Regions from separate parts of the Homo sapiens genome. Here region 2 is linked to region 1. A link is a loop called in an ENCODE intact Hi-C map of the cell type or tissue named here. Cell type or tissue: heart right ventricle. All regions are shown on one strand. Each heading gives the region's core, and the rest is flanking DNA. Links, peaks and the distances in the headings are about the cores only. Region 1 overlaps LOC124904426 (a long non-coding RNA gene). Region 2 holds the start of CRTC2 (CREB regulated transcription coactivator 2).

Region 1 (7,761 bases), core at 872-5,871:
CTGCTCCCAGGCTGGGGTAAGAGGCTGAGCCATGGGGGCCATAGGGAAAGCCAGGGCAGAGGGACGGGGAAGAAAAAGAGGCAGGCATAGGGGTGGGAGAGTTGCGGGGCAAGGTTGGGGAAGCAGAGGGATGGAGGTGGCCGGAGTGGAGATGGAGAAACCCTGAGGACAGCAGAGGAGAGGGGTGAGCAGGAGGGGCAGGCAGGGCTGCGGGAGAGCTGTGGGGGGTGCTCTAGGAGCCCAGGCTTTGGGGCACAGTGGCTAGAAGGGGACCTGGGGGCCACGTGAGGCAAGTGGCTGAGCAGACTGCGGGGCATGCAGAGGCAGGGCCCCAGAGGCTTACCCACAGATGTCCCTGAGCCAACCAAGGCTGGCTGAGCCCCCTGCCCATGTGCCCCTCGGAGGCTCTGTCTGCCCGCCTATCCACCCCATCTGCTGGGGGTCCTGGCTCAGCCTTACAGGCTGAGTTATTGTATTTATGGGGGTGTGTGGGAAGGGAGGCTGTGGGTTCACAGCTCTGCTCATGCATTTCTGGGCCTGTGCTGTTAGTGTCTGTGGCCCTGTGCTTATGTATTTGTGACTTTGAGTCTGTAGGGACATCTATGTGTGACCTGTGTTTGGGGCCTCCTTGAGTGTGCATCTGGGATGGAATCTGTCTGTGTCTAGAAGACCTGGTGGCCAGTGAGGTTGTGATTTTTAATCCAAGTGTGTGTGTGTCCGTGAATGAGTGTGTGTGAGTGTAAGTGTGTTCCTTCCCTATTCAGAGGCCAGGGTCCTGGTGGCGGGAGGGGGAAGGGGGAGAGCCAGGAGTCCTGGGAAGCTGACCCTGCAGGCAGACAGGCAGATGGGCCGGTGGGGGAGGGAGGGGGCGATCCCATTGTCCCCTGGGGAGCACAATGCTCACGCCTCAGCCCCTGACCTCACCATTGTGCCCACCCCGCCCCCTCCCCGTTGCCAGGGCCCAGCTGAAAGAGGCCATCAATCACAGCCGGCCCGCCAGGCCCACACCGCACCCGCCAGCCGGACAGTGGCCCGCCCTGCTCCTCAGATGGCCAGGCCCTGCCCTCTCTTCCCTGTTCCTCCTTTGCTGACCCAAAGTCTCCCTAAAGTCAAGTCCTGTCCCTTGCCCCTCGCCAAGGCTGGGAGGGAATCAAAGCCATGGGGGAGGTGGTGGACAAAGGGTGGGCCTCAGGGGGCCGCCGTGTTCAGGCTGTGCTGGCTGTCCCTACAGGCTGTGCTGCAGGCTCCGAGCTGGCCTTCGTGCAGGAGCTGGGGGACACAGTGGCTGTGTGGGAGCACCCACTGGTGCTGCCCTGCCAGGTGGAGGGTGAGCCGCCTGTGTCCATTTCCTGGCAGCGGGATAGGCTGGCCTTAGCCAATGAGAGTGGTGTCACCCTGATGCCAGATGGCTCCCTGCACCTGGCCGCCCTGCCTTCCCGCCGGAGCCTCCCTTCCCGTGCCCACGAGTACCACTGCGTGGCCCAGAACCGCTACGGGCGGCTGGTGAGCCGACAGGCCCGGGTACAGCTGGCAAGTAAGTGACAGGGCTGCTCCTGGGATTGGGGGATGAGAGTTGGTGGGGCACCCACAGAAGGCACCCATGGGGCCCAGACTCGCTGAGAGTGGGCCTGAGCAGGGCCAGCCCAGCCATTAGACACAGTGTACACACTGGTAGAGCCTCTGATTCTTTTAGGGGCCCACAAAAATGTTTTAACTTCTTCAAAACCAGAAGAAAAAAATGAATACAATAATAAATATGTAAAAATGAGTCCAGACTGGATTATACTTGTCTATATTCCAATGCCATTGTAAACTATGATTTAAAATTTTTGTAATGGAGGAAGGCAAAGTGCTTATAGCCCACAGAAGTCCTAGACATGAGGCTGCAGGGCTCTATACTGAAGAGGATGTGGCAGATGTGGGCACAGAGGTGGGGCCCAGCCCTGGGACTTGGTTGTGGGGGGATAGCCCAGGGCCAGCTCTGCAGGTGCCCAAGTGGCCCCCCCATCCTCTAGGTCTGTCCCGCTTCCACCAACATCCAGAATCCATTGAGGTGGAGCGGGGTGGAGTTGCTCGCTTCCAGTGCCTGATCCAGGGGGTGCCTGAGCCATCCATTTCCTGGGAGCACAATGGCACAGCCCTGAATACTGCCAACCACCGGTGAGCACCTGCCAGGAGTGCAATGGGACGGTGGGCTGTGGGCCAGGGCACAGGCCATGGAGCCCTGACCTCTGCATCCTCAGGGTCACACTGCTGCCTAGTGGCATCCTCCACATCACCAGTGTGAGCCAGACTGACATGGGAACCTACCGCTGCGTGGCATGGAATGTGGCCAGTACCCGCCACAGCCAGGATGCCCAGCTGACCCTGAGTGGTAAGCCAGGCCCAGTGTGGGCACTGGGCAGAGGGGAGGGTATGGTTGCTGTGGTTGTACATGGGACAGGCAGGCATTTTGAGCACCTATGACTGTGCCAGGTGTGGGAGGGCAGCAGGCTTGAGCCATCCCTGGCTTCCTGGAGCTCACAACCTGAGAGAGAAGGTGGTGCTGCGGGAACCCAGGGTTGGGCTGTGGGCAAGGATTGTCAGGGGCTTCTGGAGTAAGCTACCCCAAGCCGGGTGTTGAAGGGTGAGTGGAGAGAGGCAAGCCAAGGTCAGGAGGTAAGGGCGGGGGCATTTCCTTGGACAAATGCACAAGGGTGAGGACAACAAAGTTCACACAGGCAGTTCTGTGTTGCTGGACCACAGAATGGGCAGAATTCAGGGTAGCAAAGTTAATGTTGGCGAGTAGGCAAGGCACATACCATGAAAGGAGTTTGGACTTGATCCAGAGGGTAGTGGGAGCTCTGGAGGGTCTAGCGTTGGGGCTGAGTCAGCCTGTGTTTTGAACACGTGGCCCCCATACACATGGCGTGTAGATGTGCATGTGTTCGTGTATGTGTCTGTGCTTGCATGTACATGTGCATGTGTGCATGGACACTTGCACGTCTCCTTCTTGGGGTGAGGATGAAAATAGCTTTGTACCTGAGATGAAACACCCAGGATGACCCCACTTGCAGGCCAAATGGGGTGGGAGAGTTTTGTGCCCAAAGTGAAGGCCACAGCAGAGCCTATGAGGAGCTGGTGCCTAGCAGGAGAGGCAGGTTAGACCCTGCCTAAACCAGAGATGCCGCAGGTGTTTGTGAGGGAAAGTCATGCCTGAATCAGCCACTAGGGGGCTCCAGGGTATAAATAAGCAAGTGTACCACGGGACACCACTGCTGCACCTGGGCGAACTTTCAAAACATCTCTGACAAAATCTCACCGAAGGCTATATCTATTTTTTTGTTTTTAGACGGGGTCTCGCTCTGTCGCCAGGCTGGAGTGCGGTGGCGCCATCTCGGCTCACTGCAACCTCCGCCTCCCGGGTTCAAGCGATTCTCTTGCCTCAGCCTCCCGCGTAGCTGGGACTACAGGCGCCCGCCACCGCACCCGGCTAATTTTTGTATTTTTAGTAGAGATGGGGTTTCACCATGTTGGCTAGGATGGTCTCCATCTTTCGACCTCGTGATCTGCCCGCCTCAGCCTCCCAAAGTGCTGAGATTACAGGCGTGAGCCACTGCGCCCGGCCGGTATATAATTTTTAAACTTAAGACTGGCAGGGGAAGGGGGAACGGTTGTGTTTCTGATCTGTAACTGACTTAGAAACTCAAAGCGAGGGTGGGGGTCAGCGGCTCCTCTGCAGGAGCAGAGGAGCCCAATGAGGTCCCTCTGGCCTGTGGTGTTCCGTTCCTATCCACAGTCTGGGGCAGGAGGGCAGGGCAGGAGGCTATGTCTCTCAAGGCTATCGAGCAGACATAGGATTCTGCTGCCCGCGGAGCAGGGAGACGAATGGCCAGAGAGCGACAGGAGGTTAGCAGGAGGAGCAGGCGCCTGTTGGGGGCAGAGGACCAATCAGAAACCGAAGGCTCAAGGGTTGCCTAAAGGAGCTGGTGTCAAGAGTAGTCTTCCCCAGGGGCAGGAGCTGGGGACCAAGGCCCCAAGCCATTCACCCCTAATGCACTCAACTGCACACACCTGGACAGGCACTTACCCTGGGCGTGCACCAGGGTGAGACAGAATTTCCCAGACTTCAAGGAGCTCACAGCGGCTAAAGAGGGGATCCTCTTTGTCAGCTGTTCAGTGCTACCAAGATCCAGGAAGTCCCCCAGTTCTGCCAGTGCCTCTGTCATTGGGCAAGTTACTTAACCTCTCTGATCCTTGATCTTCTCATGTAAATGGGGGAAATAACAGTACTCCGCACACAGGCTGTGGTGAGGGCAAAATGGGACAATCTGTGGGGCTCGCAGCCAATGTCTGGCATGGGGAAGGGGTCGGCCCGGGTGGCCCAGCCTCCCCTCACTGAACTGTCTGGCCAGGCAGGACACAGCCTCTTTGAATGAGGCCAGGAGATTCCAGGGCAGCCCACAGCCTGTACTGCAGCTTGCAAGAGGCAAATGGAGAAGGGCTGGGCCCAAAGTAGGCCTTCAATCTATAGTTGCTGAATAAGTGAATGAACAAAACACAATCCTACACCTTGAGGGATAAAGATGTGTAAGACTTTAGACCAGCCCTTGAGAAACTTTCATTTTAGAAACATTTTATCTGAGACATTCTTAATAAAGGGCATTTATGAAAGGAAAGACACGTTAAGTTCTCACATGATACAAGGTGGTAAAGAAAATGAGGATGATGGCCTATGGGAAGGCAGAGCTCTGTTTCACACGATGTTGTTCACAACTGTGCTCCCAGTGTGAGGGTGCTGCCTGGCACATGGGAGCCCCCAGTGATGACCTGTTGAATAAACTAATGAAACGGGGGAGCATGGCATAAAATGAAGATGTGATTTAGACCCAAAACAAGAGTTACTTTGGGAAAACACATCCTTCCTAAGCAGCTAAGCAGGCTGAGGTCTTAGGAGGCTGGTCATGCTTTCTGAGGGAGCGCCTCCTACTAACTTTGTGGGTGCCTCTACCTGCCCCTCAGGGTGAGGCGCCCAGGGAAGGTGGGGCCACCCACAGGGTTTGTAGGAGGAGAATGCTCTCTCCTCTCTCTCCGCACCCCCAGTCTACCAGACCTTCAGCCTGATAGCTACTTCCATGGGACTTTGGGCAGGTCATTTTTAAAATCTGTAAATTGGGGATGGAATAGCAGCTGCAAAGCACACCTCTGAGGTCTGGTGACATTTGTGGGCTGGAAGAGTGTGCTTGGAGTAGAAGTTGAGTATTGGAAGGAGGTTCTCCTTTCCTGATCCAATTTGCTTGTTTCCACCACACAGTGGGACCCCTGAGGCTGCTGCAGGAGCCAGAGATCCTGTCTGGGCCTCAGAACCTGACCCTCACAGTGCACCAGACGGCAGTGCTGGAGTGCATTGCCACCAGTCACCCTTGGCCGCTTGTCTCCTGGAGCCGCCTGGGTGCGCAGCCGCCCCCCACCCCCTTGCTGTCTCTCAGAGCCCTGTTCCCTCGTCCTATCCCAGCCTGACCCCCCAACGCCTTCTTGCAGATGGCCGCTCCATCGGCGTAGAGGGCATCCAAGTTCTGGACATTCTGGACACAGGGAATCTCATGATCTCCGACGTCTCAGTCCAGCACTCAGGTGTCTATGTCTGCGCCGCCAATCGGCCAGGCACCCATGTCCGGCGCACAGCGCAGGGCGTCCTGCTCGTGCAGGGTGAGCCCCAAGGGCCCAACTGGGTGGGGAGAGTGCTGGAGCACCCCAGCTCCCTGACAGGAGCCTGGATCTGGAGAGGGTCCAGGGCAGGAGGCAAGAGGCTGGGTCTCACGGCACCTTCCTCCATGCTATTGCCTGCCCAGCTCCCCGAGTTTGTCCAGTGGCCACAGTCCTTGTCCAAGCCTCCGGGCAGCAGTGCCATCTTCACCTGCGTGGCCCAGGGCGTCCCTGAGTCCCGTCTGGTCTGGCTGAAGAATGGGAAGGTGTTGAGTCCTGGGAATAACATCAGGCTGACTCACAACAATAGGTACTCGTGTCTCACCACTCCCCACTGCCCACTGGCAATGGTAGGTCCCCCTACCCACCCTGGGCGTCCACCCCCACCTACATGCAACACTCACTACCTAAATCTCAAAAATCCACACCCATCCACAAACCCCCAGCAAGTTACCTTCTACTTCCAGCAATTCCCCCCTCCCCCAGGAGGCTCTGCCCTGACTGCTCCATTACAGGTAATGTCCCCACACAGCCTCCTCCTCTAGGGCCACTCCACTAAGTCTTGGTGGGAAAGGGCTCCCAGTAGCTGAGTTTGTCTTTCTCTAGTACGCTGATGCTGGCAGGGGTTTCAGTTGAGGATGAGGCCATCTATCAATGCGTGGCAGAGAACAGCACGGGCTCCAACCAGGCCAGTGCCCGCCTGGTTGTGACAGGGGGCCCAGAGCCACCCCGTCCCCAGGGGCCTGCATGCCATGGCTCTCTCTACTTCTGCCATTCGAGTGTCCTGGGAGCCACCCCCCCCTCCAGCAGGGACATCATTGGCTACGTGCTGCACCTCCGGCCTGTGGGAGGTGGGTGTGGGTGGGTGGAGAGGGCTTTGACCTCAGAGCAGGGCCAGGGGCCAGGAGTCCCTGGCACCAGCCCATCTCTGCTCCTGACTGCTGATGTCCTGGGTGAGTCCCTCTCACTCTCTGAGCCCCAGTCTCCTCCATGACCCCAGACCCTTCTGGATTCTTCCCAGGCCTCTGGGCCTGTGGTTCTCTGGGCTGGCTGCCTCTGTACATGGTCTTTTGGTGCTTCCTTACTGCTTTTCAGCTTGACTCTAGGCCCTTTCCTCATCCTCATCCTCATCCTTTCTCAGCTTAGCTCCAACTTCTGTAGCTCCCTTCCCTGCTCTCCTTGGAGGCTTGGCTGGCCCAGCCAGGCACCAAGAGGGGCTTCGTCCCCAGTTTGTGAAGGTGTGGGGACGTGGCTAGTGAGAAGATGCTGCTTTGCTCCTCAGAGCCATCTGGCCCGGAGCTCCAAGAGGCCATAAGCAAAGGCACTTCTGAGCACGTCTTCTCCAACCTGGAGCCTGCCACAGCCTACACCATCCATTTGCGGGCCTACTCAGCAGAGGGTGCCAGTCAGGACTCTGCTCCCATCTTTGCCTCCACCATGGGCAGCAGTGAGTGACAGCCTCTCCAGCCCTGGGAAGTCCCTGGCCTCAGGTGGGCAGGGACTGCCAACTAGTTTGCTTGTTTTCCTCTGCAGCCCCTGCTGCCCTGGGCTTCTCCACCAAAGTGCTGAATGCCACCTCTGTGCAGGCCTCCTGGGAGCTGCCACCCCAGCTGGGGCCCATCCAAGGCTTCAAACTTTCACCGCAAGCTGCCTGCTGCCCATTTTCAGGGGCCTCTGCTCCTGGCCAGCAGTGTCAGCTCCTTCCTCTACACAGACCTGGGTGAGGCTCTGAACCTTCCTGTGCCACTCAAGGCCTGCCTTTCTCAGTGTGATCTTGCCCCAGGTACTGAGCTTCCTGGCCCAGAAATGCCCGTCCCCTTCACATTCCCCTGCTCCCGGCAGAACCGGCTGCTCTCTATGACATCAAGCTGCAGGCGTTCAATGGCAATGGGGATGGAAATAGCAGTGCCCGCTGTGTCTCATTGTGTGATGTGCCCCTGGCCACTCCTGGTAAGTGGGGTCTGGTAGGAGGGTAGTAGGGCTGGGGTCAGAGCAGGCCCCTCTGATAGGACCCATGGCTGCCAGTCTTCAGGAAGAGGGCTGGGCTTCACCTCCAACCCTGGTCCTCTCTCTGAC
Region 2 (7,761 bases), core at 1,756-6,755, 160 kb after region 1:
GTTCCACCAGCCCATGGTGCCGAGTGCTCCGAGATGAATCCAAAGGTGAGTGGAGGGGGCTCTGCCAAAAAGGACAGAAGTCAGCAGAGGAAGCAGCCTAAGAAACTCCACTCCTCCCTGGCTGGGGTCTACTCACCTGGAACTCGGCCAGGCCAGAGCCAATCTGGTTAACATTGGGCAGAGACCCACCATAATGAGAGCTCCTTGTGTATGCCAGTCGCAGTTTTTGGGCCTGTAACTGAGACATGGGGAACAAGTGGGAATGTCAGGAGGGTCCTGAGCACTATTTCCTTCAGCCATCCTTGCCATCTCTGTCACCAGGATATGCTGCTGCCGCCACTGCTTTTAAAATATCTAGGCCAGGCACAGTAGCTCACACCTGTAATCCCAGCACTTTGGGAGGCCGAGGCAGGCGGATCACAAGGTCAGGAGATCGACACCATCCTGGCTAACACCGTGAAACCCTGTCTCTACTAAAAATACAAAAAATTAGCCGGGCGTGGTGGCGGGCGCCTGTAGTCCCAGTTACTCGGGAGGCTGAGGCAGGAGAATGGCGTGAACCTGGGAGGTGGAGGTTGCAGTAAGCCGAGACTGTGCCACTGCACTGCAGCCTGGGCAACAGAGAGAGACTCTGTCTCAAAAAAAAAAAAAAAAAAAAAGGATCACTTCAGCCCAGGAAGTAGAGGCTGCAGTGAGACATGTTTATGTCACTCCACTCTAGCCGCCTGGGTGACAGACTGAGATCCTGTCTCCAAAAAAAAAAAAGTTAAAAAAAAAATAAAGAAATTATCTGCCAGAAAAAAAAGGCCAGTGTTGGGGTTTGAAAGGTCCACCGAGATTTGGTGCAAATAACCCACCAGAGCCCATCTGCAGACTGCCCTCATCAATGATATCACTACTGCTTGACATCATCCTGCCAGGCAGAGACAGATACTCTGCTGAGGGCCTGTCTCATTTGGCATCACTCTAAGCAGAGTCCCTGAGGGGCTGCCAGGAGCTCCCGGGCTACTCACAAGGGGGAGTGCCTATTAGGAACCTCTGCTTTCTTTCCAGATGCGTCCAGGACTAATTGAGAGATTAAGAGGAAGGCCACAGGTGGATGTCACAGAGCCATTACTGCCAGCCTCTTTCCTTCCCACTCTGGAGAGCACAGGCTTCTGGGCTCTGCCACTTGCCCAGCCTCAGGAAGGCTACACAAAGCCTGCACCTCCCAAACTAGAACATCCAAGGAATAGCAGCTCTCCTAGCTGGAAAAACAGCACCAAAACCAAGGGACATTCTTCCACTGAATCCTAAGGCTCTTGAATTGGCAGGGAAGCCTGGAGAAGGAGGGTGGACAGAGAGCAGCAGCCCACTCCAGCATGGGCCAGGGCCATCTTCCTGGTCTCATCCTCACTTTGGGGAGCTATGTCTGGCATAGGCGTAAGACAGCCTGGCATGGGTTTAGCCTGTGTACAGACATCCTGTCTCTGTGAGAGGTGAGCATCTATTTCCAAGGCTCAGCCCCTGCGACCAGCCAAATAAACAGGCCCAGGGCAAGGCCATGGGGAGGAGGGCAGCTGAGGAGGGGCAAGTTCTAAGAGCTTCCAGGGTCACACTCTTGTACAGAAGCCAACATCAGAACTGACATTCTGTTCCAGGAGGTCAGCCTAGTGAGCACTGTGCTGACCTCTGGACCACTTGAAGACCACTTGAGGTCTCATATATGGCAACCCCAGTATCTCAGTGGTATAGCCTCCCATGGCCATCTCTGTCTCAAATGAGCCCTCCCACCTGGCCAGATAACAGGCTGAGTCCCAGATCTCTTGTCCCTAGCTCTAGACTTTTGGGTCCCCTGGCCATGTATGCCCACTAGACTTTTCTGTGTAGCTGAGAAATTAACCAATAGGAGCAAGGTGGGTAGAAGGGGCCTTTTAAGAGATCGAGGCACCGTAAAGAGAAGCCCCAGCTTTTGAGTTTCGCACAGCCTTTCTTTGCACATACGAGCCCTAAGATCCCACCATGCCTCTGCTAGAATCACAGTCCTGAGGGCAGGGCCTCACGCTATCAAGATCAGCCTCCCATCTTCCTGTCTCTGTCCCCAACATGATGAAAAAGCTCCTAAAGGGGAGCAGTCTACAGTTAGATAATAATCCTCACAATGGTTACAGTGGGTTATGCACACACATGCATTTAAGTGTGCACATGCGTGCACAGACACCCTCCCAGATTTGCCTCCCCACCTAACTTCTGACTCCCACAAACTAGGGCACATAGTCCCTAGAGACTCAAAGGGGAAAGGACGAGAAAAAAAAAAAAGTAACAGAGTCAAGGGGGATACACACAAAAATACAACCAGAGTCACAGTCATAAATGCAACCACAGTCAGACCAGCAGAAAAAGGCTAGAGATGTTGTAGTAATGTTCCACCATCAATCCTTAAATTCCTTCTAGCTCTCTGCCATGAGGAATCATTGCAATATCCTTACCTACTGTTGTTTTAGAAGAATGTGTCCCTAAATTAAGACTGCATACCACCTAGGCGGACTCCTACCCCTTGGTCCCTCTGACCTCCAGCCTTGGAAAGCAAGAAACCAAGCCAGGGGGGCTTCAGAGGCAGCCTGGCAGAGGCCTGAAAGTTCTTTCAAGAACTCCTAGGAATGAATATTCTCAACACATAGAAGACCCTCCAAGGCACCCTACACACTAACCCACAAAGCAGCCAACTCCCTAGAAAGCTCAGCAAACCATAGAGTTCCACACAACTTATGGTCGGACGGTTACCCAGTTGTCGGATTCAAAACCCTACCTCTCCTCCAAGGAGGCCAGGACAAAACACCAAGCAATGGACCTCACCTTCATTCACGTCAGGAAACCACAAGAAGTATTTGAAAAAGGAAGCAAAAGGACGGGACGCAGGAGGGGACTTCCTGCCCCACTATACACAGCACCGCTCGTTCAAACCACTCAAGGGGCCCTTTCCCGGGGGCACCAAAGCGCAGAAGGCAGAGGGACCAGTTTGGAGGAGATCACAAACTCAGAGGAGCCAGGTTACAGACAAGCAGCCCTCCTCCCAGGCCATACCCCAATACCAGGCATGCTTCAGTAGCGTCCTCGAGGGGACTCCGTCAGGGATGCACAAGGACCACTCACCTCCTACCTCCGCCGGACTTCATCTCCCCTCTCCGCCCACTCCCACCTCACGTACTCGGCCCCCAGTCGCCTCTACACCCCGAACCTCTCCGGTGTTTCGGTCTCCCCCGGCAAAATCCTTCTTCCTGCCCCTCGGCCCTCAACCTGCGCCTCCCAAACGGCGGCGCCCGCGTCCCCTGCTCTGTTCCGCCTCCTTCGCTGCGGCGCCCGCCCCCGCCCCGCCTCTCCGGTCTCCGCTCCGTAACTGCTCAGCTCTGCTCCGGCTCCCCGGCGCGGCCCCTCACCCGGGTGGAGCCGATGTCCATCATCACCTCCTCGAAGGCCGCCGTCTCCTCGGCCTGACGCTGCTTCTGCAGCGCAATCTTCTCACTAAATTTGCGCGGATTGGAAGCCGAGGCCGTGGCCGAACCAGGCCCGTTCGCCCCCGACGTCGCCATCTTCCTTCCCCGTCCCTCCCTGCCACCCTCCCAGTACCAGCCGCGGCCTCCGCCGCGGCCTCGGCCCGGCTCCTCCAGCCGTAGCCACCGCCGCCTCAGCGAGCACCGCGAACCCGGCCCCAGCCTAGCCCTGACCTGTTGCGCGCGGGGGCCGCCGGGAATTGTAGTTTGTTTACGAGACTCCTTCACATCCCCAGTCACGCAGCACTAGGAGGAAACGGACTCCACTTCCCAGCAGCCCTGCTGACTCCGGAAACTGGGGACTTGGCTCCACCCTCTCGGCTACTCCCTGAGAGGTGCAAGCTGGGAAGAGTAGTTCTAAATTAGCCCTGAGACTACGAACGGAAAGGAGAGAGGGATTGAAGAGAGAAGAAAGGAAGAGGGAGGGGAGGGAAGAGAAGGGAAGCCGAGGGGTGGAGACCGGGAAAGAAGTACCAAGACACAAAGGAGGAAAAATTAGGTCATCTTCAGGGAAGGGGACTATCGGGTCCTGAGTGAAAACAGTGAGACCAAGAATCTTAAAACAGCTGTAAACATCTGGGACTCAGGCCCTCTCAGGCTGGCCACATGCCCACCCCTTTCCCAAAACAAACGAATCAGATACTGTACAGATGTCTAGAAACATCTTTTATTTGGGTAACAGGTCCCAAAACAGGTCAGTTAATAAAATAGATTCTAAAGAATATGTCCCTATGCACAGCCCTCCCTCCCCAAAAATAACGCTGGGGGTAGGCATTGCCCTTCCCCCTTGGGCTCCTCGGGTGTATTTAAAAAAATGTTTTGGCAGCTCAGTGTTTATCATCTGGGCATGGGACACCATGTCCATGTCCCCATATTCCTAGGGTACAGCAGCAGTAGATGGCTGCAACAACCTTCCTCCTACCCCAGCCCAGAAAATATTTCTGCCCCACCCCAGGATCCGGGACCAAAATAAAGAGCAAGCAGGCCCCCTTCACTGAGGTGCTGGGTAGGGCTCAGTGCCACATTACTGTGCTTTGAGAAAGAGGAAGGGGATTTGTTTGGCACTTTAAAAATAGAGGAGTAAGCAGGACTGGAGAGGCCAGAGAAGATACCAAAATTGGCAGGGAGAGACCATTTGGCGCCAGTCCCCTAGGAGATGGGAGGAGGGAGATAGGTATGAGGGTAGGCGCTAAGAAGAGTAGGAGGGGTCCACTCCAAGTGGCAGGGTGCTGAAATGGGCTAGGACCAACAGGACACTGACTCTAGGTTTATGACCTGTCCATACCCGTTCCACAGCAGCTGGGTACCCACCTCCAGCCTCCCATGTGAGCCTGTCCTTATGTATAGTGTCCAACCTCTGATTCTAGCAGTCAAGTGTCTTCCCCAATCCTAATGTCCCCTGATATGTCTCTAGCGACTTGACCATCTCTTGTTCCTTGGGACTGGGGCCAGCCTCTTGTCTGCCCACTTCCCTCTCATTAGTCAGATAGCCCCAAAGGCTCTATCTTTAGCTCCCAGAGAACTTTTTGGTCCTCAGTATTTCCCTTCCCCTTTCCTTCCTATTCCCCACAACTGGGGGAGGGAAGGGAGAACAGGGGCACCTGATCATCAATCTCCCCTGCCCCTCTCTTGAAGCCCCCTAGATTTGGATGAAGAGCAGGCCAGTGAGCAGGGCAAAGCCTGCTAGGAGCAGAATGACCTTGAGGATCCTTTGCTCAGAACTGGCCAGCTCCTGGGGCAGGATTTCCAGAAAGGTGATATAGAGAAAGGTGCCAGCTGCCATGCCCTCTAGCACAGACTGGGCCAGCTGGTGCAGAGGTCCTGCCGACTCTGCCAGAGCTGCACCCAGCCCGATGCCTAGAGGTGTCATGCATGAGAAGAGGATCCCACAGCCAGCCACCACCTGTGCCCTAAGGTGGCTCTGCAACAGCCGCAGGGACAGGCTGACAGCCAGGATGCCCTTGTGGAGCAGCAAAGCCAGGCACAGCTCCATGGCCCGAGCCCGGTCTCGCTGCAGCCCTACCGCCAGCCCCTCGAACACGGAGTGGAGGGCCAGGGAGAACACCAGTACACAGGCACGCAAGGCTGAGGGGGTTGCTGGGGCTCCACTCGCCTGTGGGACCCCTGGCCCATCATGCCAATGCTGCGGCCCACCATTCACTGTTCCCAGCAGAGCCCTTGTTTCCTCCAGAGGTGACGGCCCTGACTGCTCCTTGTAAGCCAGTGTGATCTGCTCCATCACCAGGACCAGGAAGAAGCCCATGGCCAGGATGAACTCTTGCAGTGGGAACTGGAGCTGTGGGCAGAAGCAGCAGCAAAATGTTCAGGGAAGGAAGAGTGAGATGCAAAATCTGGTGAAAGCCCAGTTACACAGACCTAGGGTCTGACACAGACACAGGGCTACTCTCAGTCACACAAAGATAGAGTGAATTGGTAACACTGACACAGAATGATACGTACACACAGATTATGGTGTCACTCACAGTGTTACGTGTAGACCAAAGTTTCTCAGCTTTGGAACTATTAACATTTTGGGGCCAGGGGCAGTGGCTCATGCCTATAATCCCAGCACTTTGGAAGACCAAAGTGGGAAGATCACTTGAGGTCAGGAGTTTGAGACCAGCCTGGCCAACATGGTGAAACCCTGTCTCTACTAAAAATACAAAAATTGGCAGGGTGTGGTGGTGGATGCCTGTAATCCCAGCTACTCAGGAGTCTGAGCCAGGAGAATCACTTGAACCCAGGAGCCAGAGATTGCAGTGAGTCGAGATTGTGCCACTGCACTCCAGCCTGGGCAACAGAGCAAGACTCTTTCTCAAAAACAAAACAAAACAAAAACAAACAAACAAAAACATTTTGGGCCAGATAATTCTTTGTCATGGGAGCTGTCTTGTGCACTGTAGATTGTTTAACAGCATTTCTGATCTCTACTTACCAGATGCCAATAGCAGGCACAATGTTCCCTCCATCCCCCTCCCCATTGTGACAACTAAAAATATCCCCAGACATTACCAAATGTTTCCTGAGGGGCAAAGCCACACTCCTAGTTGAGAGTCACTGATGTAGACATACATGAAAAGGTCACACATTGCCCATCTCCCCAAATACTCATACATAGAGCCACATATCACAGGACATTCAGGCTTATACGCAGTCACACGGAAACACAGGTCACTCAGTCACAGACACACAAAGGGATACATCCAGTGTTACTTCCTCAGTTTTAGAGGAAAAAAGGAAAGAGCCCAGGATGACTTTCCTGCCCCACTATCCAACGGCCTCAGTTTTTCCTATAATAAACCAAGTCCTATGCCGTGGACTTGATCATTCCTCACAGCCCACTTCCTTGGGCCAAAGCCTAAAAAGGTTAGCAACACCAAGACCCAGGGAATCGCTTCCTATCCTTCTCAGGCCTACAGAGACCTCTATCTCCAGCCCTTTAGGAAAGTGGTGAGAGAGTGAAGATGATTCTTGGAGCACTTGCTGGTAGCTAGAACTGAGAACCCATAGAGCAAGTCACACACCTGAGAAAAAGTGTCTTACTGTCTCAACGGGAATGTAGGGGTCACACAGGGAATGGGGAAGGGGGAGGGAACACATAGAAAGAATTATGCCCCATAACCAAAAATCACAATTCATACCACATGCCAAAAGTCTTCCACACAGTCATGGAGTGGCACATGAATCAATCTCCACAAACCAACACTCCCAGAGGTGTGTGATTCCCCTCCCGCAAGTCACATGCCCAGGCCAGTGCTCACCGTCACGTGCAAGGCTGCCAGGGCCTCATCTATGGCAGCCAGGTAGTCAGGCAGCAGGTCCAGGAGACAAGTGGCCAAAAAGACGCCCCCCGCGAAACAGCTTACTAGGCTCAGGGCTTTCTGGCGGGAAGCTGGGTAGGGGTGAAGCACAGAGGGGAATAAGCAAACAAACCCCCTCCAGGGCCGACCACCCCAACCCAAACAATGGCTACCCTTGCCTTTCCCTCCTCCTTTGGTCACTCCCCGCCAGCCCCAGAGCCCTCCCTAAGCCAAGCATTCATAGCAGTGTGGGGAAAAGGAGAGGCTTACCTGAGCCTTCATGGTTAGCTCCTGGCCGGCGCAGCACACAGATGGGCACCAGGCTGCAGAGGAGGGTGAGCACCAGCAGCAGCACCAGGGCCCCCAACTTCACCTCCAGCCCCACAGGCACTGGAGGCTCTGAAGCTACCGCCTCGGGGCGCCACACCAGG

Evidence for each region. A loop is a pair of places that touch in the nucleus more often than their neighbours do. Peaks named below come from ENCODE experiments on the same cell type or tissue, not always from the same donor. Only the 100,000 strongest peaks of a DNase experiment are listed, where the experiment ranks them.
Region 2: a loop joins it to region 1, with 2.7 times the contacts of the local background. A loop is called at or near these places in 68 of 110 quality-filtered maps.

The regions. Positions count from the first base shown.
Region 1 is chr1:153,794,190-153,801,950 of GRCh38, forward strand. LOC124904426 (a long non-coding RNA gene) reads left to right here. Exons shown (of 3, transcript XR_007066634.1): 3 at 959-1,005. It overlaps LOC124904425 (a long non-coding RNA gene), which reads left to right and starts at 7,332. Exons shown (of 4, transcript XR_007066633.1): 1 at 7,332-7,405; 2 at 7,528-7,635. It also overlaps the pseudogene LOC343052. In heart right ventricle, for the core only: a CTCF peak has its summit at 3,210 (motif pointing right); a DNase peak (open chromatin) is centred at 3,212.
Region 2 is chr1:153,954,929-153,962,689 of GRCh38, forward strand. CRTC2 (CREB regulated transcription coactivator 2) reads right to left here and starts at 3,684. Exons shown (of 14, transcript NM_181715.3): 1 at 3,417-3,684; 2 at 137-238; 3 at 1-61. The coding sequence starts at 3,569. It overlaps SLC39A1 (solute carrier family 39 member 1), which reads right to left. Exons shown (of 4, transcript NM_001271958.2): 2 at 7,601-7,761; 3 at 7,292-7,422; 4 at 4,182-5,826. The coding sequence ends at 5,170. It overlaps MIR6737 (microRNA 6737), which reads right to left and starts at 7,492; the gene lies at 7,423-7,492. RefSeq lists enhancers at 2,764-2,813, 2,874-3,093, 3,104-3,153, 3,714-3,913 and a silencer at 3,314-3,463. In heart right ventricle, for the core only: no CTCF peak of the experiment used is centred there; DNase peaks (open chromatin) are centred at 3,763 and 4,603; H3K4me3 peaks cover 2,616 bases; H3K27ac peaks cover 4,930 bases.